2 separate regions of the Homo sapiens genome follow, and region 2 is linked to region 1. Evidence: chromatin loops called from intact Hi-C (ENCODE). Cell type or tissue: chondrocyte. All regions are shown on one strand. Each heading gives the region's core, and the rest is flanking DNA. Links, peaks and the distances in the headings are about the cores only. Region 1 overlaps PCGF5 (polycomb group ring finger 5). Region 2 overlaps HTR7 (5-hydroxytryptamine receptor 7).

Region 1 (8,000 bases), core at 1-8,000:
GAGTTAGCTGGGTGGTTCATCTGGTCTTGGCTGGGCTCACTCATGCAACTGCAGTTAGCTGTGCATTGGGTAATCTGCTGTGCTGATCTTGGGGGATGGGCTGTCTGTGGACTAGTCTAAAATGGCCTTAGCAGGGCAGCTTGGCTCTCTTCTACGTGGTCTCTCATCCTCCAGCCTTGTTCTCATGGTAGCAGGATTCTGAGAGAGAGAAATAGAGACAAAAGCATTTGATGCCTCTTAAGGCTTAGGCTTAGAACCAAGCAGTCACTTGTGCCACATTCTGCTGGCCTCAACAAGTTTTAAAGCCAGACCGTATTTCCAAGGCAGGGGAATAAACTCCATCCTTAGTCAAGGGAGGAGTTTCAAAGTCATGCTCAAGAGTCTGGATATAGAGAGAGCTGGGGACTGGGACCATTTTTGTTATCAGTCTACTACTGGGGAAGGCTGTAAATAAGTGTGTTCCATGGACAGAAGAGTATGGTATAGTAGATGTGCTAAAATTGTGTATGTATTTTGTAACATGTATAAGATTATACATCTCAGACTATTTACATGTCAGATCTTGGTGTCTTCATTGTTAGTATTTTCTTTCTCCCCCCTTTCGAAGGTTGGACAATACATTAGAGGAAATTATATTTAAGCTGGTCCCTGGACTACGAGAACGTAAGTGGCTCTTTAGGTTCTTGCAGACTTTTGTGTTTTATGAAATCAACACTTCTATTAAAGATTTCATGACTTTTACTTTTATACTCTTTCTTTTAAATTAGAAGAACTTGAGCGTGAATCTGAATTTTGGAAGAAAAATAAGCCTCAAGAAAATGGACAAGGTGACTTTTTCTTATGTCTGTTTCTGACAGCACCTCTTAAACTGGTCAGCTTTTCATAGTTTAGGTGAACTAATATGTCTCTTCAGGCTCACATTTTTCCTGCACAAAATTCATGCACCCTTTTATTTACATTACGAACCTTTTTCTCTATATGAGATTTTATATAAATGAGTGTAAATCTGAAGTCACTTTAGTGAGGGTAATTGGAAATAGAGGAAATTGGACTTTGGGAAGAGAAAAGGGAGATAAAAGAGAAGATTGGCTAGGTGTTTATAGTGGTAATTTCTAGGGAGCTAAAGGAAGCTGAAGTAAGAAATAGCCACAGCTTGCAACTAAACAGTGAAGAGTTTTTTGTTTTATTTTGTATGTTTGCCTCTAAAGGAGAGGGAGCTGAGATGTGGCTGAGAGCCAGATCAGGAGATTTTACTATGCTCTGATATTCTGGAATGAAGTTTTTATAAGTAGAGCTCAGGTGATACAAACTTATACATCATGGAAATTTAGAAAGTATTTCTGGGTGCTTATGGGAATTTTCTCCATCACCCAGATTTCTCCTCTGGGTCCCAAAAGACTCAGCAATTAGTAATTTTTAATAATAATTTCAGCAAAGGGGCAAACATTACTGAGCAGATAAAAGGCTTTTAGTGTATATATATATATATATATATATATATATATATATATATATATATATATGTATAAAATCTACACAAAGGGATATTAAAATTATAAGAAACTAGTATCGCTCCCATTTTTTTAAATATGAGATTTAATTTAGGATGTCCTAAATATCATTTAAAGTTATTCAAGAATGTGTGTGTGTTCTTATAGGGTCACTTGTAAGTTCAGCCTCCCAATCTTGGTTTTCCCATAAGATCATAGGATTGTCAATTATACATGATTAAGGTGGATGAGATCTCCCTTTTTTAATCTGTAAAATGGAGATTATCATTTTATTCGTTCAACTTAACTGTGCAAGGCTGTTAGAGCAGGGGAAGTTTGAGAATAGTTTTGATGCTAGAATAAGGTAACAAGAGACTATTTTTTATCTGTAACAACAACAACAAAAAAATGGCAAAGAAGCTAAGCCTGGCCAAAAAAATAACTAGGGCTTGTTTTACCCACGTGTACACTGCAATTAAACAATAACAACCAATTATAGTAGTAGTGCTCTAGTAAAAATACAGATAAGATAAGGCTAATTAAATATTCCAGTTTTTGACTGCCTATTCAAGAGGACAGGAGCCTGAGGGATTGTCATCAGAAGTTACGTGGTAGGTTTACTCTATGGTTCTACGTATCACAGTTTAACTTGTGAAGGGCTGTAGCCTACTTTGTGAATTTTATCTCCCTTTTCCTATTGTTTCTCCCATTTTAAAGTATTTCTGGTATTTGGTCTTTAGCTTGGGTGGAGAATTCAGATTTTTTGTTGGAGCTAGGAGTTTGGTTCATAGAAGGCAACTCCTATCTATGTATATTCTCTATAAATAAGGAGAAGAAAACATGTAGAAAAAAGAGAACCCACCTCCCCGCTCTATGGTATACCTGTAGTGCTTTTACTACAGTCATCAAAAAGGATCTGGCCAGTCACTTTGCAGGGAAGCTTTTCTACAAGTAATGTTTAGCTGGCTGATTTTTTCAAGTGTTAGCTTAGAGGTATCTCATCTGGAAATCGTCCCTGCTTCACTCCCAAAGTTTGGGTTTATTGTCTCTTTTATATGTGCATGCATAGTCCATTTTACCTCTCACATCCTGTATTTGTCTGGTTTTTTCTTTTTTTTTTTTTTTTAGCTTGCCTTTATTTGATTCCATACCCTGACCACTGTGAGAGAGAGGATGATAGCTCTAGTTTCAGTATTGTTCCCTCAGGCCTTGTATGATGTGTATCCAACATATAGTTAGAACTACTCAACAGATGAATGATAAATATAGCTGCATTATTTATAGGCTACAGGTTTGTAATAGGTGAAATACATTTGTATATAATATAAAGTATGCCATTGAGATATCTTTAATGGAGTTGTAACATGTTATGTATTAATAGCTATATACATGTTAAAAAGCTAATTCATTATACTCGTTTTTTTTCACTGGCTGATTTTATGAATAGTAATTTGAAATTTTGAGAACTTAATTTTATCATTTGAAAAGTATTTGGTTTTAATTTGAATATATACTTATTTATAAACGAGTATAATTTATATATACACCTATAAATAATTTGGAAGTATTTTTATATATTCTGTCCACTTTCTAACATAGTCTAATTACTAATTGTAATCATTTTTTTGGCTAAATACAGCTAGTCCTGAATCTTTCATTTGGATGTCCCAATGAGCCTAGAAATCTTAAGCTATGTTAATAAGTTTCCAATTTTTTTTTTTTTTTTTTACAAAATATTTCCATTGCTGAGTTGGTTGGAACATTTTAAAGATACTAAGTTCTTCTTCAAAAACTGTTAGGAAATTTTTTAAAGTTGATTTTTGTTTTGATTATCAATGTATGATTGCTTAACTTTAAAATCAACTTTGATTTATAGCTAACTTAGTTTTGTTTAAATTATACAGATGATACTTCAAAAGCTGACAAACCGAAAGTAGATGAAGAAGGTGATGAAAATGAAGATGATAAAGATTATCACAGAAGTGACCCACAAATTGCTATCTGTCTAGATTGTTTACGAAATAATGGGCAATCAGGGGACAATGTAGTAAAGGTGAGTGAACAAGTACTATGGTATTTTTATGATCAGTTTATAGTAAACCCTTGATAATTTGTTGACAAATTTTCTAATGCTTCAAAATGTTTGCTTTCAAAGTTTTAATTAACATAATTAAATAAAATGCCATTCTTTGACAATCCTATGCTTAGAAATGGTTACTATTCCCACAACTGAACTGTCTTGGGCCAATGCCACCATCTAGTGGCTAATGCCCAGAATCACACCTCTGTTTCTCCTTTTATACCTTTGCTGGAAATTCATATGCATGGTTTCTGTTTTTTAGAGTGGTGACCAACTTAGACTTAGAGAATTTCATGTCACTGGTAGTTCTAGCCCTTTTATTCATTCTCTTCTAATTTTATCCTTTATTTCTCTATTTTTATTTGCAACTCAACAAGATTTCCATGTCAGAGCTAACATATTTTGTGAATAATTTAATCAATTAGTTTTGAAGTAAAATTAGATGTTGTAAAATGCCTCTGAACTTTTAAACTCCTTGAAGGCCCTCAGTTATTTCCTATAGAATCTCCATTTCTGGTACTGTTTTCCTCTGCCTCTGCTAATTGAATCTTTCCTTAGAGGATCTTTATAGGAAGTTTAAAACACTCTGCTTTTATAGATTTTCTTTGGTCTTTAAATGGTGTTACTTTAATAATGTTTTCTACCTTTTTATTACAAGCAGCTTTTATTTTTATTACAAATCTTCACTACTTCAGCTGTTAGATTTTTGTCACTTTATCCTAGCAAATGTCAGCCACTGAGAATATTGTTTATCTCTCTGTATTCTGTGTTTTATTCAAATGCCTATATTCATTGTCTCTAATTTTCTTTTACTTCCTCTGTGTACATCTATAGGCTAGTGGGTTGAATTTTTTACTAATACGTTTAATGGCATTTTCCTATTAGGAAGTGAAAAACAATTTTTCACTTCAGATTAAGTTTTCCTGGCATCTTATAACAACATATATGAGCACAGTAATTCAGTGAATATTTATCCACTATGTGAACAGTAGACAGTGAAGATGTAAGTAGTAAGAAAAAACATCTTTCACTCAAGGAACTTGGTTAGGTCTTATACATACAAATAGTTAAGGTAATTGATTTTGTTAAGGGGAATTTATTGGACAGGGCATGTAATAAAGTGCATCTATCTTTAGAGAAATGACCACTGTACCTATTTATCCTTACAGTATTTTCAGTTGTTTCTTATGGTCTTTCCCAAAAGTCATCCCCCTTTTTGGGAAGTTCTTTTTCATAGAGTTCATGGTCATCCTTTAGCTCTCCAATACATGAGTTAGCTCATACTGAAAGTTAAATCAATGGAAAGGCTGAATATCTTCTCATAAACAAACGTAAAGTCCACTTCTCTGCATGATTTCTCATATGAAAGTATAAAAGATTGAATTTTAGAAATTTATTTGAAAAATTAACCACCCCTGCTTGTTGTTCTCCTTTTTGACATCTTTGACACTTTGCTATTCTAGTTGACCTTTTATCCATTCACTTTTTCCTTTATGGACTTTTCTTCATCCTTGTACCTTCATTCTTAGTTTATAAATGACTTTTACTAAGCTACCCTGATTCTTCCTTTTTTTCCTGTGGCATTCCTGCTTTGTCTCCACTGCCTCTACTTCTTGCCTTCTACTTGATATATGTAAGTATGTCCTAATACTTTCTCTGTATCTATTTTAGGAGATCTTCTCCATTTTCTGTGTGGCTTCAACTACGCAAAGGATTTTTTAACTTTTATTTTAGGTTCAGGAGGACATGTGCAGGTTTCTTACATAAGTAAATTGTGTGTCACAGGTTTGGCGTAAGGTTATTTTGTCACCCAGGTAATAGGCATAATAGTCAATAGGTAGTTTTTCAATCCTGTCTCGCCCCCTACCATTCCACCTTCAAGTAGGGCCTCATGTCTGTTGTTCTCTTCTTTATGCAAAGGACTTTTAAGTCCTCATTTCCAGCCCTGCTTTGTTTCCCAAGCTGAAGTGTTATGTCTCTATTTTTAAATAGACCAGTTGAGAGTTTCACTAACACCGGAAACTTGACTTGTCTAAGTTGTCTAATTCATTATACTTTCATCTAACTTTGGTCCAAACATGCAGTTTTAGTTATGACTGCTGTCTTTCAGCCAATCAAATAAGTTCAAAAGCTTCGCGTCATCTTTGATCTGTTACTCTTTTCTTTCAACCAGTCACTAAGTCCTGCAAAATTCCCCCAGTTTAGTGCTGCTCACCCTTATATCTACATTTTTTAAGTAGTTATTAAGTGTTTTCTGTACCCTTAATTTTTCTTTTGTTATCCAGGGCTAGGGCCACTTGCCTGAGTGTGTGTAAGGCCCAGAGTGAGGGCCATGACCAATCTCAGGGTCAGATGGTAAGTATTTTAGGCTCTGTAGGCCATATGGTCTCTGTTGCAATTTACTCAACTTATTCATTATAGCACTAAAGCAGCACAGACAATAGTAAATGAATGGGCTTGGTTGTGTTTCAATAAAACATTACTTACAGAAATTGATGGCCAGCCAGATTTGGCCTGAGGACATGGTCATTGTACAGGCCAAAAGTTTGCCACCTTTTGGCCTGTACAATTAAGTCATAACTCCTTACATTAGTATTCAAGGCCCTTCCCTAACAAGCACCTCTTTTAATAAGTTTATCTCCCATTAAACCCATTAGTAAATCGTCCTTTCAAAACAAGTGATTATTCCTTTATGTATGTGTTCGTTCTCTCTCTCTGTCTCTTCCCCTCCACCTCGTGTGTGTGTGTGTGTGTGTGTGTGTGTTGGAAACCATATATCTGACAAAAGATCTGTATCTAGATTATATAAAAGCTTGTGTTATGAATACTTAAGACCTCTAAAACTTTGAACAACCCTTCCTTTTTGGCGTGTTCTTTCCTCTTCCACCATCCTATGCTTCTGTCAAGACCCAGAGATTTTTATTTTTTGTGACGCTTTTCCCAACCTAGTGAATCCCTTTTCTGAAATTCTGTAGTACTTATATTTATCTGTCAATTAGGGATTAGTTTGTTATCTATTAAGGATGTGCCTAAGAGTTCTAGGCACTGATACTATCTTTTTTTTATATGTGTGTTGTCCTTGATACTAGACTGTAAATCCCTTAGTGGCAGAGACACAATGTCTGTATTGCTTTATAGCCTTCTCAGCCATCTCATTCCTCTGCAGTAGGATGTGATTCACAAATGTGGTGGGGCAGTAGTTGCATGTATAGTTTATACAGAATATCTACTGCTTTTATAATACAGAAGTCAAAGTCAAGAGTGGGATGTCAATAAAAAGAGTAGAGTAAGTATCTCTGAAAATTCACTTTTCCATGAAAGTATAAAAATACTGGCAAAAATGTTCAGTGTCAGCTTTTTCAGAGATCTGATATTAAACAAAGGCTTATAGATGCATATAGAGCATTTTATCAAGAAGATGACTAACTATCAGTATAAAGGGTGAGCTTTGTGGCATTTTAACTTGCTTTAGTTCCAGCCCCTGCTCAAATTCTGCAGTAGCCTTGAAAATAACAGCCTGCTTTCCCATTGCAGCCTCTCAGGGACCAAAGGGAAAGAACAGAGGTAGAGCTTTTTCAAAGCCTCATTGCCAAAGAATGGTCATTATTTGACTTGTCTGGTTGTTTCCTCGGAGACCCCACTTACAAGATTGTCAGTATTCGACTTGACTTGGAGCTTGCCCCCATGGAAAAAGCCTTCTCTGTGGGTGGGGGAAAGGGGCATTTGTCAAAAACAATTACAGGCAAATGTTTCAACTTTACAACTGCCTGAGGTATAGATAACATTTGGAGCAAACAAGAGACTAACCAAAAAGCTTAAATGGAAAAGCTGGAGAGTGAGATGTCCCTAGGAGCTTCAAAAGGCTGTGACATATTCCTTGAAATCTAGAGGGCCACGTGCATATGTAGAGTTGTATGCATGTTCAGGAAGGACCTGAGAAGGCCCTAAGCTCTCACCTCTGCCTCACCTTGAGGTGGTCTGCACGAGTAGGAAGTGAAGACTAAGGCAGAGTTGTCAACACCTTAGTTGAATATTGGTGGTATGCCCCCAAACACATACCCAGATTCTTGGCAAAGACTGAGCAACTTAATGGCTCCAGATGTGTAAAGAAATCTCTGTTCCATTATTAGCTGACCTCTAGGCAGAAACTTTCATGACTACATATGGTAAAGAATACAGACTTTATGGAATTAGTTTAGGACTGAAGAGCAGGCAGGAATCTGATTTCCAGTATTGCAACATTATATTATTTAAAATGTCTAGTTTCAACAACAACAACAACAAAATATGGGAGATACTAACAAATACAGTGGTCCCTCAGTATATGTTGGGGATTCATTCCAGGACCCTTCATGGATAAGAAAATCTGTGGATCCCATGTCCCTTATATAAAATGGTGTAGTATTTGCACGTAACGTATGCACAACCTG
Region 2 (17,911 bases), core at 5,799-13,798, 500 kb before region 1:
AAATTCTCTAGAAGGAACAGACTGGTGTTCTGAAGCATTTCCCAAGAGTGGTCCAGGTGACCTCGCTTCACACAATTTGGTTTAACACAATGCAGCTCAACAAGAATGAACATGTTTATGCCCCATCTCCAGAAGCATCACATTTCATGGAAAACCCATCATTCCCACACTTCTTCCACATAACATACAGTTATGGGCCAGCCCATGGGTGGGCCCACTGCAGCCTTGTAGAAAATGAGAGTCAAAAACATGCCAATAATCATGTTAATTACAACGCAGTTGGGTACCACTTGAGCTTCACTGCGATAAAAATCCTCACAGAAGGCATCCCACTCCCCTCTCAAGACCCTTCAGAGCACGAGAAAAAGCTTTGCTCATGTTGTATGCTTCTCTCCATCCTGAGACCTGTTCCTGAGTTATACCATAATAAGTGAGTTAACACAGAAAAGTACATAGGTGGGGAAATCACAGAGACCCTGCAGAAAAGCCAAACTATTTGACAGAAGCTTGAAACAAACACTGCTCTGGGAAATCATTTGTATTAGCTGATGACTGGATTCTGTTTTCTAACATGGACATGCAACATATTCAACACTACGCTCACCGCAGTTTGCTTGGAAAAGCCTTCTGTCATACAACAAAATACATTCTGTCTCATGAATGATTCCTGCATATTCACCACAACGCCTAGACTCAGAAGCATGGGAAGTGTGCACTGGAACTTTCTCCCACTTGCATGGATTTGGACATATGCAAAGCACCAGAAACTGCTTCCTTTCTGGAACTCAGTTCTGTTGGTGTGCTTACTGCTGAGATGATCTGCTATCTTAAACTGAGAACACACAATAGCACTGATCCACAGAAAAAAGGAGAAGTCACCATCTCCCTCATAAGATAGTGTGTACAACAGATCACCCTGTTTGTCATGTTTTAGACATCCCAAGAAAGGACAGAAGCTGCATTCCATTCTGCAGACTCAGCAAATGACTTCCTTCTGTTTCCACCTCTATTTTGCCTTGTTTATTTCATCTCCATTGTTCTGCTTTCAATCATGAATCATGACCTTTTTTTCTACAGTAGTCAGCATTTTGTCTAAAAAAAAGAGAGAGAAAAATAGAAAATAATTTAGTAGAACTGTAAATGTGAGTTTTCATTTTGTGGTAGGTGGACTTAATTTTTACAGCAGTCAGTAATTTGAATCATTTGTGGCTTTTAAGGGATTATGAGTATCCTTCAAGGGAAAGAAAAAGTGTTGTGACTCTTTTCATAAATTTCATAACTTCCACAAGTTGCCAAGGCTTTAATATATTTGCAAATCAGCCCCAAATAACCCATTTAGAAATTCACCTTTTTAATACAGCTATAGCAAAAAATGACTTTGCTCTCAAAAATCCTTGCAAAATACTATTGCACCTGCCCCACTTGAAAAGAATAATGACTAAATAATGATTACCAATGAGACGTGCTCTCTCCCTCAAACCTAGGAAGGTGTGTTATTGTAAGGTATGTGTGTAGGGACCAAGAAACTTCACTTCTCTCCCTCGTTCCTAGATGCTCAGAAGTGGCATTAGTGATAGAGAAGTGTCAGCCAAGGGCTGAGAAAAAGTCCCTTTCTCCTGGTGTAAAGCCACTCCCCTGACTCTGCACCTCCACAGGCCTCAACTTACCACACTACATCATGTGCCTAAGAGCTAGGTCTATGAGGACCCAGAGACTGGGACTGTGCCCCTAATCTCCACCTACCCACCCCATCTAAAGCACCCCCTACCCTGCCATTTGGCTGTCTTGCCTGCAGTCCTGCTCTTCCTTCTTTGAGGTCCCCCTCTCAGCCCAGCCCTTCAGATGGGTGATCAATAGATGGATTTTGCTGGAGACATGGTTTCTAGCTTTTCCCCTCAGCCTCACACAATAACACCTGAGGACAAGTACTGCACTTCAGCCCAGACTCAGCACTCTAGGCTCCACGTATCTGAAGAGGGGACTGGCAACCATCTGTGCTCCACAGACACATTCCTAGCCCAGGGCCACTGTCTCTTCCCAGCACAGGAGAGACAGTGCTTTCTCCAGCTCAGCACGGCTCTGCTCACATAGTTCATGTTCTGAATTCCTCCAGACCACAGCACTATCTCCAAAGTCTCCCTTTCCTTGCTACCCACCTGCTAACCAATTGTGATGGTCTGGAGATTGTAGCACCCACACAGATACCGGTGGCCTCTTTTCTGGTCTCAACAGCACCCTCCTTGTGCAGGCCCTCCTGCAATTTATGGCAATTCAAAGCAAATCCATAAGTAAATCAAATTTTAAAAGAAAAAAAGAATCCTTGATTATATTTCATTATCATATTTGGTTTTATATTACCAATCTGTGAATACTTGTGAAAAGGATTAAAATTGATAGCAGTAAATTAAAATTACCAGTGCAAAAGTATTCACAGCTTTTCCTCCATCTATTCACTTCATTACCCCAGGGAAAATTTTCGAGTGCCTGATGAACTCCTGAGGTTCTGGTTATGCTGATCAAGAAAATGGGGAGAAATGGGTAAATATTTGGGAGTAGGAACAGTCTTACAGGTTTGTACAGGAAAGAAAGAAACTATTATGTAGGAGAATACGTAGAGCCAAGAAGGCAGAGCAAGGCGAAAAGGTAAGAGAGACTAGAAGCCCAGAAGCTAGATGGGAGGAAAAGAGCTGGAGAAAGCCCTGAGTCTGGAGGAGTCCAGAATCTGCACGGTGGCCACAAGATGAGTGAGAGCTAGAGAGAGGCAGGGGGAGCAAAGGGTTCTGATTACAAGTCTCCTACTAGCCACCACCACCTCTGCAGCCACCCCAGCACACTAGATTAAAAGCTTCCAGAGACTTCAACTGTCCCTTACTCATCTTTCTACCCTACCATGCCTGGTTCCATGCTTTGTACATAGCAGACCCTCAAATGTTTCTGGGAAAAACAAGCCAATGAAGAGACTCCTTACATCCATTTTCTACATTTGGAGTTATCCACACAGTGCTACTGCATCAGTCTTGACCATTTTGATGACTCCATTCCCCTACTTGCAGATTCACTGATCCTACTTGCAGATTCACTGATGGCTTACTACTACAGAGTGTCCCACATTTAGCATTAAGGATTAGGTACTTCTTTGTTGGGGGGTGGGCGGGGGGTTGCTGGCCTGTATACTGTAAAATCCTTAAGAGCAGCCCTGGCCTCTACCCAGTAGATGCCAGTAGTGTGCCACCCAGACTTGTGACAACCAAAAATCCCTCCAGAAATGGCCAAATGGCTACAGAGAGTTGGGATGGGAGGCAAAATTACTCCTGATTAAGAACCATTTGTCAATATTAAAAGTCCAAATTCTTGGAGCTAGCATAGAAGAGCCTTTATAATTTCATCTCAATCTACTTTTCTGCTTTGATCTCTAACAGTTCCTGCACCCAAATGCTTAGCTTCAGCCAGATGGTCCTTTGTATAAGCTCCCACATTGGTGCCTTTACAAAAAAAGTCCTCTTCACCTAGAATACCATTTCTGCTCTCCTTTCACTATAAATGCTTTGACCAACTTCATAGACATGCTTGAGTTCATATCCTTCAGGAAGTCTTCTCTGATTAGGGTTAGTGTAAGCTCTGAGTTATTTTCCTTTCCTTTGAATCCCATAGTTTTTCCTGTCTCCACCTTTCCTTATTACAGAAAGGTTGCCATGTGCATATGTCTTAGCCTAGCCAGGCTGCTATAACAAAATCCCATAAATTGGTAGCTTATAAACAACAGAAATTTATTTCTTATAGTTTGAGAGGCTGAGAAATCCAAGATTAAGCCACCAATAGATTCCATGTCTGGTGAGGGCTCGCTGTCTGCTTCATAGATGGTAACTTCTAGCTGCTTCCTTACATGGTAGAAGGTATGAACAAGCTCCCTCAGGCCTCTTTTATAAGGGCAATAATCCCATTCATGAGGGCCCTGCCCCCATGACCTAATTACCTCCTAAAGAATCCACATTTTCATAGTATTGCATTGGGAATTTGGTTTCAAAATATGAATTTTGCAGGAGACACAAACATTCAGGCCATAGCAACATATGTCTGTTTGTGTAAGGTATATCCAACAAAATTATGTGCATAAGGACATGAAAGATATCATCTGTTTTCTGTATCTTCCTCAATGCATGGCAGCCATATTAGAAATTTCCTAAAGTTGATGGATATTTTTAGGCTAATCGTCCTTAATGAAGTAGATATTCTGTAATTATAAATTCAAACTGAGAGAAATGCAAAGAAGATACAGCAGACTATGGCCTGTTGGCCAAATACAACTGGCAGCCCCTTTTTGTAAATAAAGTTTTATTGGTACACGGGCCTATCTGTTTACTTATGTCAGTGACAAATTACTCATCAGTGAGATGAGTAGTTTCAATAGAGACCATATGGCTAGCAAAGCTTAAAATATTTACCACTTGGCCCTTCACAGTTAAAGTTTGCTGACCTCTGTCTTAAGCTTACAGGAAAACAACACCCAAGCCTCCAGACTAGCTAAAGATACAAAGGCAAATATCTTTAGACTTTATGTTAGCTGATTTATTTTTATAAAAGGCACAGTAGCATAGAAGTTAAAAGCACTTTTGAACACAGATGTCCTGGGCTCAAATCCAGCTCTATCACTCTCTATATGACTGTGGGGGAAATCATTTGACTTCTCCACGCCCTTGTTTTGTTATTTTCAGAATGGAAATGAAGAAAACTAACCTATCATAAACTTTTGAGGATTAATTGATCAAATTCACATAAAGTGCTCAGCAAAGTGTCTGAGAGTGAATCCTCAGCAAACGCATGTTATTATTTTAAACTGGAAAACCTTTTTGTGCTACATTTTAAAGATTACCATTTTATGATCTATCTGAATTATCTATGAATCATTAACTAAAATAATCAATAAAATGATTCTCAAGTTTTTTGACCCTATGGATGCATGCAAATATAGCAGTGTTTCCTTGCTCATGACTTTATCTGTTCTTTCCTACTTTATACACTGGCTGCTTAACTGGATCCCCTGCCACCCATCTTTCCCTTGTCTGCCCTCCTCACTATTGCCAGAGAGACCTTCCCATGTTACTCCTGAGAACTAAAACCAACACGCTTTCCTTTTCCTGTGCTAAAAAATGCTGCAGCCAGGCAAAATAACCTAGCTATTTGTTCTAGGAAATAGTCACTTTCAGAAGACTATATGCCAACAAAAATAGCCTACTTATCAAGACTAGTTTGCTCATTAACACTCACTTCACAGCCCTCATCTAGCTGTACTTACCAGTCTAAAGCTATTATGTCATAAACTCTGCCTAATCCTCACCAGTTCCCTACCTTCAAATCACCCAGCCCAAGCCCCAAAACCCTATCAATATCCTTGCCTTATTTCCTTCATCTGAGAAACTACTAAGACTGTCTAGGAGTGGATACCACTCGTAGTGCAGTAAGTCTAATAAACTTTACTTACTTAGAGTAACAATTCATTCTCATTGTCTTCTTAGAGAGCTTATGGCTAGTCTCCAGCTCAAAAATATTCTGAGACTCTTCACTGCCTATATACTGAAGTCACTTGACAAGTATAACTGCATAACATTCAATACAAGCATCGGGGTGATTCATATCACAGCTACCACTTAGGGACTGTGTGAACATAGGTCAGTTACTTTTGTTCCTGAGCCTTAAGTTGTTCTTCTGAAAAGTGGGGATGCTAGAAGCACCTATTTTGCAGGTAGCATGCTGCATAGCATGTAGCGGGTGTTCAATAATGGTTAGCAGTTATTACTTTTATTTATCATCTATTATGTGTCAAGCACTGTACTAGATTCTGCAGAAAGAAATCTGATTAAGACATTGTTCCTTCTCTGAAGGAATTCAAAATCCTAATGGTCAGTTCAACGAACTCTTATAGGCATAGTAAGATCTCTGGGTTTGCTTACAGTACATGTTCTAGAACTTAAAATTACATTTTTTAATGCTACTTTTTATATTGTGAACAATCTCGTGTACAAAAGAGTATATAGAAGTAAACATGAATGCCTGTGAAGCTACACTCAGCTTAAGAATTAGCATAGCTGTAGTCTTCCAACTTTCAGTTGTAAGATAAAGGCAGTCCAGTATAAGAAAAATGAGTAGCACTGGGATTCAGATGATGTGGAATCTAGACTTAGTTGTGACACTAGCTAAGTGTGAGACATCTCACTTTTCAACTCCCAGTTAGCTCTTCTGTTGAAAGACAGGGGTGGACAAGATGACCAGGAAGGTCCCTCTCTGCTAGAGTGGTCCCTGGTTCTCTAGTCTACTCCTCCCTGCCAGGCTCAGTGAAGAACGACACCTCCAACACTAATCTGCTCATTCTCTCACCAGAACCTTCCAATTTTTCATTCCAAGTTTATTTTTCCCCTGACTTTCAAACGTGAAGAAATCTCCTCTACCTCACATTTAAAACAAAGTCTTCATCAGACATGTTGACACCTCTAACTAGTATACTATCTCTTTCCTTCTTTACAATGCCAAATTTTTAACATGTGGGTCACTTCTGAAATTTCCATTTCTCTATCACCATCAGATCCTTTTTCAGATCCCAAGAACCTATTGTAATTGCTTCCTTGAAAGTCACTAAGACTTCTTAGACCAATTCTTGGTTCTCACCTGCCAAGATGGGCAGGAACATTTCCTAAAAGCTCCTGTGGCTCTTTTTCTTTTATTTTTTAGAGGCGAGTCTTGCTCTGTCAACCAGGTTGGAGTGGCATGATCATAGCTCACTGCATAATCCAACCCCTGGGCTCAAGCTATCCTCCTGCCTCAGCCTCCCAAGTGGCTAGGATTACAGAGGCGCTCCACCATGTCCGGCTCTTGTAGCTTTTAAGACCTTGCCTCATCCTGGCATCTCCCCACACTAACAACTCTTCTTTTTCCTGGGCTGCCTCCTTTCAGCCCAGGTGAATGTAACTGCATACTAAAAAGATCATTGTGCCTCCTACCTCAAAAGAAGAATTTATCTGTGAAGGATGAGGTTATCAAAAAAGCTTTACTGGACAGAAGAATAATAACAACTAAAATAATAATGTTACACAAATTCAGATGTAAGGATATCATTTGGATGTCATTTATGGAGAAAGAAGGGAAAATATCACCTGCCTTGTTGTCAATCACATCAATTGCAATTCATCAGCAAATTAGTCTCATCTACCAATCCAACTAAGTACCTATTTTTGGCTTTTGGAATTTTACTGGGTGGAAGACTGGAGTCTATACTGTTGTCAATTCAAATCTGGTATGTTTAGTAAAAACTAAGCTAGCTACTCGTTCAGGAAGCTTTCTGTGATGTGCCTCAAAAAGCTGCATAAAAGGGTTTGGGGGATAAAAGGAAAATAGTGATAAATGACCTTACAGCACAAACTCAGGTCTCTCTGGCCTCTCAGCAAGCTTCAGGGCTTCATGCATGCCTGCAGCTGAGAGCTTCCGGTTGATATTCCGGTACTGGCACTGGAGCAGGCTGCGATAGGTGGTCCTCAGGTCCCGGTTGAAGAAGGCATATATAAAAGGGTTAATGAGAGAGTTTGCATAGCCTAGCCACAGAAATGTCCTCTCCACCCACAGTGGGATGCAGCTGCAGGAAGTGCCACAGATGAAGGGTCTGGCTGTCGAGAGGAGGAAAAATGGCAGCCAGCACACGGTAAAGGCCCCGACGATGATCCCCAGGGTGGTGGCTGCTTTCTGTTCTCGCTTAAAGATGGAGATGTTTTTCCTTTCATGCTTGAGGAGTCTCGAAAGGTTTGCACACTCTTCCACCTCCTTCTGGAGCTTCACTATGCCATTCAGGGCGATGACGCTGTCTGGCTCCACTCGAGGGAAGCCAGGAAACTTGTGTTTGGCAGCACTCTTCCTGGCAGCCTTGTAAATCTGGTAGTACATGAAAAGCATGACGGACATGGGGATATAAAATGCCACTGCGGTAGAGTAAATCGTATAGCCAAAGTCCTGGCTGATCAAGCACACCTTATCATCATTTACATTCTGAGCCCATCCAAAGAGTGGAGGTAAGGTGATGGAGGCGGAGAGAAGCCAGACGGAGAGAATCATCTTCGCCATGCATTTCCCATTCTGCCTCACAGGGTATGTGAGGGGCCTTGTGATCCCAAGGTACCTAGTGGAGAGATGGAAAGATAACAGATGAACACCGTGATCATAACTGGTCAACCAAGCAAGTCCTGCCAGCCAGGTACCAGCGCCAGTCCTCGCAACAGCCCTTCTAGGTAGGCATCATTACTCCCATTTTGCAGAAAGGTAAACTAAGGCTCTGAGATGTTACCTATTTTATTCCGGGTCACACAGAGGCATTGCCAGATTGTAGCCTGAGAGCCCTCTGACTCTAAAGTCAGTCCATGCTTTGTGCATGCCTTATAGTTTTTCACAATCCACGAAGTCAACAAAGTTTAAAAAGCTCTCCGTCCCCATGACCACAGCCACCAAAATCAACCAGGACAACATATCAACTCTGATGTAGGATGTTGTGACACATTCTCAAAACTTAACCAAGGTCTACCACACTCTGGTATTATACACCCAGTGATCACCCCAGCTGTCTTAATTTAGGCCAGCTTTTAATTCATTTTAGCTTTCCCTTTGCATTACAGCAAAAGCATTTCTTTAAGATCACACAGATTCGTGAGATAATTTGGGAATCCTAGAGTGTTGAAATGGTTAGCAAAAAATGATCATTATTATTATCATTATTATTGTTATTATTTTGCCCACAGAAAATTCTCACACAACAGCAATGTCAGAGGAACAATCTAAGAAATAAAAGCAGCCTGACTTCTCTCTCCAGTTCTTAGGAGAATCACAAAACAAGGGTGCAATTCTGAAAAATGTTAGGGAAATCCAACATTTTCTCTGTGCTTAGTTCTATAGAGGGAATAAATATTACTCCAAGTCTGTGATCAAGGATTTGTAATGCAAACAAGTCTGTGCACACAGAGAAAACATATACAGAAAAGATGTTCTGCCAAATGCTTAATATTTTTCAGCTTTTCAAACCTGTGTTTTCCTCATATTTAATAGTCGTAGAGTCTTTTTTGGAAAGCTAGGAGCACTTGAGAAGCAAAGACAGAAAAAAAACTGGTCATTTTGTTGTTGTTTTTACTTCCTTTATGTGTATAAAAGATACATTCTTGAAACATAAAAAGGAAAGATACAGAGAGTCCCTAACTTACCAACAGGTTATTTTCTGAAAGTTAGTCAGTTAGTAGGTTAGAACTCAAAAAACAATTTCTGCTAGAAATATCCTTTAATACTTAAATTATCCCACAAAAGTCCAAAATCATACTTTCACAATGAAAATTAGCATCACTATAACACTTACAGGAAGACAACACTGAAATATAGTAAAAAATAATGAGCCAGATGTTCTTACTTCTCTAGAATTCTTTCCTTCAATAAGTATTAATGGAGCTCATTTTACTGGACAGGTTCTGTTCCAGGTGTTGGGGATAGGACAGTGAGTAGAAGAGACGAAAATCCTGCGTGCAGGCAAATGGGGAAATCATGTCAGATGAAGGGGAAAACCTGAGGCCATGGTAATGTTGAAGGGAACTTCTGATCCCTTCCAAGGAGCCAGGCGTTCATGACGCTGGTTCTTCATTTGCAAACTTCCGCCTCCCCTTTTCCTTAATAAAGCTGACCTACAAGCACTACCCTTAGATTTATCAGCTGTAGTTAGGATTATGATGTGGCTCCCAAACAGAATGAGGGAAGAGAAAGAGGGAGGCTTTCCTGAGAATGCAAGAATAAGAGCTAAGAAAAAGGCGGGCAGTGCGGGGGAAAGTAACTCAGAAGAAGAGAGGGAGTGAAGGAGTAAGGAAGAGGGAAAAGGGAAGAGGGAGGGAAAAGAAAAATCTAGTCCTTGTTCTCAACCAGCTCCTGTGAATGTGGCCTTTTGGGCACCTTCCTTATTTCCCCAGCAGCCTTTCCCAGACATGGATTTTGATTTCTCGTCTTTCTTTGTCTACAGCCCCAGCATAAATGCCTGCTCTCAAGCCTCAATGTGGCATCCAAGACATGAGCCCAGGATGGTGCCTCAGGTTCACCAAGGAGTGAAGTCCAGCAGGTAGAGGTTACTTTACACAATTCCCCAGGAGGCCACCAGATGGCATTGTCAGATCATTTTACACCTACTTACTGGGAAGGGGGGTGTTTCAATAGGGTAGGTGGTTGAAGTAACAGGTATTATGTTGGAAAAATTATGACAAAAAAGGTTGTATTTTATTTGTGGAGCATTTAAAAAATTAGCATGCCTGGAATTCACAACCTAGTAAACTCCTATTTTGAGGAAATCTGTTTTCTCTCCCATTTCTTCACACTTTCCTTACTAGAACTATGCCTTCCCACTTAAATAACAATCCCATCTTTTTCCTGGCTAAGTAAATAATACAGAATTCACAAAGATTAATCCGGAGAGATTAATAGAGTACAAAGAACATTTCAGAATTTTAGATAATCTCATTTAAATGGTATGTTTATTCATTCTAGTACACTTAGGCTGACACATTATATTTCAATCATGATTAGTCCATATTCAGTCTGCCCTGGATGTACAAATTATATTTCATAAACTCTGTTCTACATTAGGCACCATTCTCTAATGATTTCAAGACATCCTACAATAAGGTAGTTATATTTACTTCTTAGGCTCCTCACTTCCACCTGGTGAGACATCATAAGGCTAAAATCAACTGAAATATTACTAGAAAAAAAATGAGTGCTTACTAACGTGTCTGGATATAAAATAAATAAACAAAAGTTAATATTTTGTTTTAACCATTAACAATCAGAAAATAGTGTGGAGATGATGCAATTAACAACAACTAAAAACACCTAGGAAAAAGCTTTTTAAAAATAATACCTACAGTCTATATGAAGAAAATACAAAATGCTACTGAGGTACATTTTTTAAAATACTTAAATCCATGGGGGAAAAAACTTGTTTTTTCAATAAGAAATTCTAGTATTATAAAAGTACCTATTTCCCCTCAATCTATAAATACCATATAACCCCCAATGAATAAACTGGCATGGCTTTTGTTAACGATTTTAAAGCTCACCAAGTCAACATGCAAAAATGTACAGATAATCTGAAAAAGAATAATGAAGGGATACTTATCCCATTAAAAAAAAGTATAAAGCCACAGAAATAAAAGCCCCAAAATAATTATTCAAAAAGATATCAATAAAACAAGATAGGTTCAAATTGATTCAAATATATAAGGGAATTCAATATAAAAGGAGTCACTTTAAATCACTAGTAAAAAATTGGATATTCTTGAAGTCTCACAACTGGCCAGCAATTGAGGTAAAAGTATTACTGGCTTCTTATCGTTTGATTAAATATAAATCTCACATGGATCAAAGATTATCATGTAAAAAAATTAAACCCTAAGAAAATATTGGCAAGTATTTCCACAATTCTGAGATGACAAAGGCCATTCTTAACTATAATACAAAAGCTTGAAAGTACAAAATGAAACATCAATAAATGTTTGTAACAAACAAAATAAATAAGTGACATTTATAAGCAACATTTAGTTTAATTCAAAAATCATTCTGTGAAGAGTTAAAAGTCAAATCATAAACTAGAAATCTAAATGGCAATATCACAATATTCACAGATTTCCTACAGGTCAATACAAAACACAGCCATCCCATAGTAAGAACTTCAGAGTTTGTAAAAGAAAAAACAAAAAGCCAACCATCCCAATAAAAATATTTAAGCAATTGATCAAAGAAGAAAAACTAATGGACAAAGCCAGGCGCAGTGGCTCATGCCTATAATCCCAGCACTTTGGGAGGCCAAGGTGGAAGGATCACTTGAGGCCAGGAGTTTCAGACCAGCCTGAGCAACATAGCAAGACCCTATCTCTATTTTAAAGAGAGAGAGAGAGAGAGAGAAAGAAACTAATGACCAATAAGCACTTAAAAATATTCAGAACTTCATTAATAAAGAGATGCACATTTTAAAATGACACATTTTTATCATTTGCAAATATTTAAGAAAGACAAAATCCAATATTAGAAAACTGAAAAAGCAATCATTCTATTACGTTGCTATTGGGAATGTCAACTGAAATAATTTTGGAAGACAGTTTGGCAATTATCACACATCTAGGATTTTGTCTTAAGAAGATAATTGTACAAATGCAAAATGACTAATGTGCAGACATGTTACTAAACACATAATAGAGGAAAAAGAATGCAATCTAAGTATTATCAATAGGAGATTAGATATGATATATATATATACTGTATATAATATGTATAATGCAGCCATTAAAAATGATGATGTACGTCTGTATTTACTAACACAGAAACAACAGAAGAGTGGATTAAAAACACATAGCTCTTAAAGATAAGTAATAGAATATCATATAACATATATTATTAACCTTTCTATATAAAACTGGGTGTATGCTTGTGTGAGCATGTCTGTGTATGCTCAGATGTCTACAAGAATATCAACTAAAATATCAATAGTAGTTTTACCTGAGATGAAGAAATTTTAATGATTTTAAATTTCCTCTATATTTTCTATGCTTGATATTTTTGTAGTGAGCATGTAAAAAAAACACTATTTTAAGAACAAAATAAAAGATTTAAGAGGATTCTGAGATTCCTAATTTATATGATTCTGGCAATAGAAACAATCTGGTTCATAAAATCTTTAGAAAGCTGATAATTAAATCTTACATTGTTTTATTTGATTAGCTTGTCAAAAGTACTTTATTAGAATACATTCATAAGTTTATACAAAAGAAAAAGAACTCATTGGCCTTTAAAATCCCATAATTACTACATAAAGTAATATTGGTATTCAGGGAAGTGTTTCTCTAAATTATACATTCATTCTTCCAAACCTTGTATAGGATAAATCTTACCTTCAAGGGTGAGAAAGAAAAAAAGAAAAAAAAAACTAGACTGATTTTTAACATTCCTTAAGTATGCATGTTTAATATTTAATCACACTAACATTTTATCCTCACTGTTAATTAGAAAGCAGGATGCTTATAAAGCCTTCAAAATTTTACTGTAAAATGCATACGAATGTTAAAGTACAGTAAATCTCAGAGACGAAAGCACTGAAGTATTATATAATTGAGGAATATATGCAACTCACAATAGGGGTGCCATTGAAGTACAGGTTCAGAGAAAAAGAGGATTAGGGAGTTATAATCTGCATAGAGAGGGATCGGAAGTAAATTAACTCTGCTGCCTGTCTTCCATTCTAACTGTATAGAAATGGTAGATAATGGTTCTTTAATTAAATGGCTTCTTCTGAGTTTCACTGCTATAGAATGATAATTTAGGGAGTAAAAGAAACTAGGTAGAATTATTCTGAAATATGGTGGTTTTTTAGAGCGTTCAGCTTAAAAAGCGTTCACACACTTAGAACACCTCCTCCAGGAGATTCCTCCCTTGCAGTTGGCAAAATCCACTAGAATCTCCGGCTGATGTCAGTGGCTGCTGAAACTGCCAGATTATAAGAATCACTCAGGAGCTTTAGAAACATGCAGATTCCCAAGCCACTATTCTCATTCAAGGATTGGAGACCTAGAACTTTGTGTTTAGGATTGACTGTTCTGGGTCTTTATCCCCCACACTGCTGTCAAAGCAGCCTTCTCCCATTCAATTACAAGGACTTTATACTTACCACATGAAGGGCTTTACTTTACTGTATATTTCATCTGAACAGTTTGCTTCCAGTTTAGCCTAACAAAATCATTATGAATCATGTTTCCATTATCTCAGCTATTAGATTTCCCAGTCCTGTGCTAAATGAGATATGTGTGGTCTTTATATTTTAATCAAGTTGTAGATTTTTCTTAAATGCATAATACACAACAAGGTTTTTTAAAACCTTTTTGACCATGGTTCACAAAAAGAAATATAACATTTTATATAATAAACTGATATGTGTGTATATTTATATTTAGGAAATTAAACAAAAGTTTCACAAATCTGTATTTACCATTATAAACCATTATCTACTCTCTTCTATTCTATTTCAGACTTTTTAAATGCTGGCCTTAACTCACTAAATTGATTTCATAACCCATTAATGGATCAAGGCCTAAAGTTTGAAAATTACTCACCTTCACCAAACATATCAAAAGGTGTTTAACATCACGAGTCATGACAAAAATGCAGATTAGCACAATGAAATGTCACTAACAGCCATCAGAGTGGTTAAAATTAATGATGATGATGATAAAAACTATAATGCCAAGTGTTCTGTGAAGATATGAAACAATTGTGATTCTCACACATTACTGGTGGGAATGTAAACTGATGCAGTAACTTTGGGAAACTATTTGTAATATCTATTAAAGCTAAATAATACACACTCTATGATCTAGCAATTCCAAGTATATAATGAACATTAACCAAAATACACATACAAAAGTTTATAGCAGCACTGTTGGTAATAGCTCCAAATGAAACTAATCCACTCTACAGAAGTAAAATTAGTATAACTCTATAATAGTAGAATAAGTACATAAACTGTGGCATATTTATGCAATGGAATTCTATAAAACAATGAGAATGAACCCACTACTGCTTGTCAACATGGATGATTTTCACAAACATAAGCTCGAGCTAAAGAAGCTAAAAAACAAAAAAGAACATACTATTCAAAACCAGGCAAAACTAGCTGCTGGTGACAGAAGCCAGAATGGCAGTTACCTCCGGGGAAGAGGAAGTCCTAAGCAATGAGGGTGCAGGAGGAAAGCTTGGAGTTCTGAAAATGTTCTTTCTCTTCCTCTGGGTGTGTTACATAGGTATGCTCACCTTGTAGAAAGTAAGTGAGCTATTCAGTTATGATTTGTGCAGTGTTCCGGATGTATGTAAATCAGGTTTTTTTAAATACTAAAAGTAAATTTTTAACAATACACTGAACTTATCATTTGCCATTAACCTAGATGCTAACCTGTTCTCTAAAACCAATGTTACAGTGGGGTTCCAATACACTTTTAAACCATTTCCATCAGTGTTTCTAAGCTACACTTACAGTTAGGAACAATAAACAACTTAAATTCCTTATTCTGCCCTCAGCATTGAGGGAGAGAAGTAGATAAAAGAGAGAGGGGGGAAGAAAGCAACAAAATTCAACCAAGTTTGGAAACACAGTAGCAAAGCCTCCTCTTTGAGAAAGGATATTATTATTAAACAAAAAAGAGAGTTTCCCTTAAGAGAGAAAATCAGATTTAATTAAAATAAAATAAGTCACTTAATTCTAAAAGTGCCTGTAAAAATTCATATATTATATTTGTTAACTGTTGCTACATAACTAATTACCACACTTTAGTGGCTTAAAACACCACCAAGGAAAACCCTGTCATAAAAAAAAAGAAAAGAAAAGAAAAAGAAAAATACATGTCTATTAAAGGATTTTTAGACAATTATACAAAGTCATGAAAATGAATAGTGTGAGAAATAGTAATGACCCCTGAATTATACTTGTTAATTACTTCAGTTGTATATGGATTCACAATAAACTAAATTTTCCAAAGAATTTGGCCTTTTATTCCTCAGAAAAAGGGGGCGGGGATGGCAGCAAAGAAAGAACCAAAATTTATCAGCAATAATAAAAGAAATGAATGGCATAAAACCTTAGCTAAAAACTTTTTAAAGGTTAGAGGCAGGAAAAGAAAGGAAAATATTCTGTTTTATGATGGTTCTGTGTGGCTTTCAACCCCATCCCATAGAAGCAGTACTCAAGAAACAGGGTGAGTAAATCCTTAAAATTCCAAATAACACCTTCATACTGGGGAGAAGCAAATCAAGAGGGTGAGAAGACAACCTAAAGAAAAGTACTGAAAAGCCATGAAGAGCAGAAGCCCCACATACCATTTTAGCAGAGTTAAGGGCCAACAGAACTTGTCATCTTTCAGGACACTGAGCTCAACCAGGGGAGTATGCCAACTTCCAGAAGACTGGTAAATCCTGAGCTTAGCGGGATGTTGTCTGGTCCAGGACATCTAATGAGTATTCAGAGTAAAGAGTAATCCTCCTTAACAAACTTCACTCAGCTGCGGTAGAATCTACTCCCTTCCTTTCCCCGCAACCCTACACTTCCGGGCAACTGAAAAGTAGATGCACTAAATACTAGCCTAAAAAGAGAAAAATAGCATATCAAATAAGGCAGAATATCGATGAAAATTCAACCACAGTATGTGAGAACAAACATTAGGGTTTAAATAAACAACTCATATTAAGAATGAGCAAGATTAAACTGTTACAGCAACTACAGAAACATGCTCCAACAATAACAACAATGAAAGGAAAAAAGAAAGAAAGAGAACATGGCTAAGACTTGAAGAACCAAGTCAAAAGGCAAACATAACATTCAGAATAGAAGTTGTTTTCCTAAAAGTACTTTTCACTGTAAGAGACCTTAATAAATATATGTGATCACTGAAGTAGAGGCTCAAAGATGTTAAAACAGCAGAATGAGATAAAAAGAGACTGCTAAGTTAAGAAAATAAATTGAGGCCAGAACATCATCAGGGCAGATCTAATGGATGAATGAGCAGGAGCTGAGAATAGAAACAGACAGACACACCTGGCCAGGTGCAGTGGCTCACACCTGTAATCCCAGTACTTTGGGAGGCCAAGGAGGGCGGATCACGAGGTTAGGAGTTCGAAACCACCCTGCCAATACGGTGAAACCCTGTCTCTACTAAAAATACAAAAATTAGCTGGGCGTGGTGGCGCTGGCCTGTAGTCCCAGCTACTCAGGAGGCAGAGGCAGAAGAATCGCTTGAACCCAGGAGGCGGAGGTTGCAGTGAGCAGAGATCGTGCCACTGCACTCCAGCCTGGGCGACAAAGCAAGGCTCTGTCTCAAAAAAAAAAAAAAGGAAAGGAAAGAAAAGAAACAGACACACCTGAAAAGCAAATCAATGGCATGAAGTAAAAAGGCTTGAGGTAATCATATCAATGCATATGGAAAAATTTATTCAAAATTTATTCAAGCAATTAGAAGGTGACAGGTAAGGAGAACACACAAAGATAAGACATAATAATAACATCTCCCTGAAGAAAAGTACCTAACAAGTAGGGGGGAAATTGTTTAAGTAAATAGAGCTGCAACATGTAAAAAGTATACAGTGATATAATTTAGGACATTTTCCTTGAATCAGTGAAAGAGCTGAATCTTACCAGCAAAAGGACACATAACATAGTTGGGAAAAAGCGATATAGAATTATTATCCATGATACTTATCCTAGTAAAGTTATTGAACTTCAAGACATGGAAAGACCACTGCAGGCATTTGGGAAAGAAAAAAAAATCAGAAAATATGCAAGGTAGAAAAAAAATCAGGCTGATTCTCAACAGCAGAATTCCATGCCAAAATATAATAGAAAATGTCTAGAAAGATTGAGTGTATAAAATGTGAAATAGCGGCCGGGCGTGGTGGCTCATGCCTGTAATCCCAGCACTTTGGGAGGCTGAGGTGGGCAGATCACCTGAGGTCGGGAGTTGGAGACCAGCCTGACCAACATGGAGAAACCCTGTCTCTACTAAAAATACAAAATTAGCTGGGCGTGGTGGCACATGCCTGTCATCCCAGCTACTCGGGAGGCTGAGGCAGGAGAATTGCTTGAACCCGGGAGGTGGAGGTTGCGGTGAGCCGAGATCGTGCCATTGCACTCCAGCCTGGGCAACAAGAGTGAAACTCTGTCTCAAAAAAAAAAAAAAAAAAGTGAAATAGCATTATGCCTGTTATCTAAGATTATAAAGCTAAGAAGTAGACATTCTCAAACATGAAAGAACTTGAAGAGTAAAGTGCCCATAAACCCTATTTTGGGGGAGGAAATAAAATCCATCCAACTAAAAATGAATCA

The links. A loop is a pair of places that touch in the nucleus more often than their neighbours do. Peaks named below come from ENCODE experiments on the same cell type or tissue, not always from the same donor. Only the 100,000 strongest peaks of a DNase experiment are listed, where the experiment ranks them.
Region 2: it touches region 1 in a loop (3-fold over the local background); 9 of 110 quality-filtered maps call a loop at or near these places.

Annotation. Positions count from the first base shown.
Region 1 is chr10:91,247,898-91,255,897 of GRCh38, forward strand. It overlaps PCGF5 (polycomb group ring finger 5), which reads left to right. Exons shown (of 10, transcript NM_032373.5): 4 at 608-663; 5 at 768-827; 6 at 3,395-3,543. Among named protein-coding and RNA genes, the nearest start is that of PCGF5, 31 kb to the left of the region's middle. RefSeq lists a silencer at 1-114. In chondrocyte, for the core only: CTCF peaks have their summits at 3,749 (motif pointing left) and 3,949; no DNase peak of the experiment used is centred there.
Region 2 is chr10:90,741,437-90,759,347 of GRCh38, forward strand. HTR7 (5-hydroxytryptamine receptor 7) reads right to left here. Exons shown (of 4, transcript NM_019859.4): 2 at 7,403-8,158; 3 at 2,157-2,254; 4 at 1-1,092. The coding sequence ends at 1,046. Among named protein-coding and RNA genes, the nearest start is that of HTR7, 110 kb to the right of the region's middle. In chondrocyte, for the core only: a CTCF peak has its summit at 10,159 (motif pointing right); no DNase peak of the experiment used is centred there.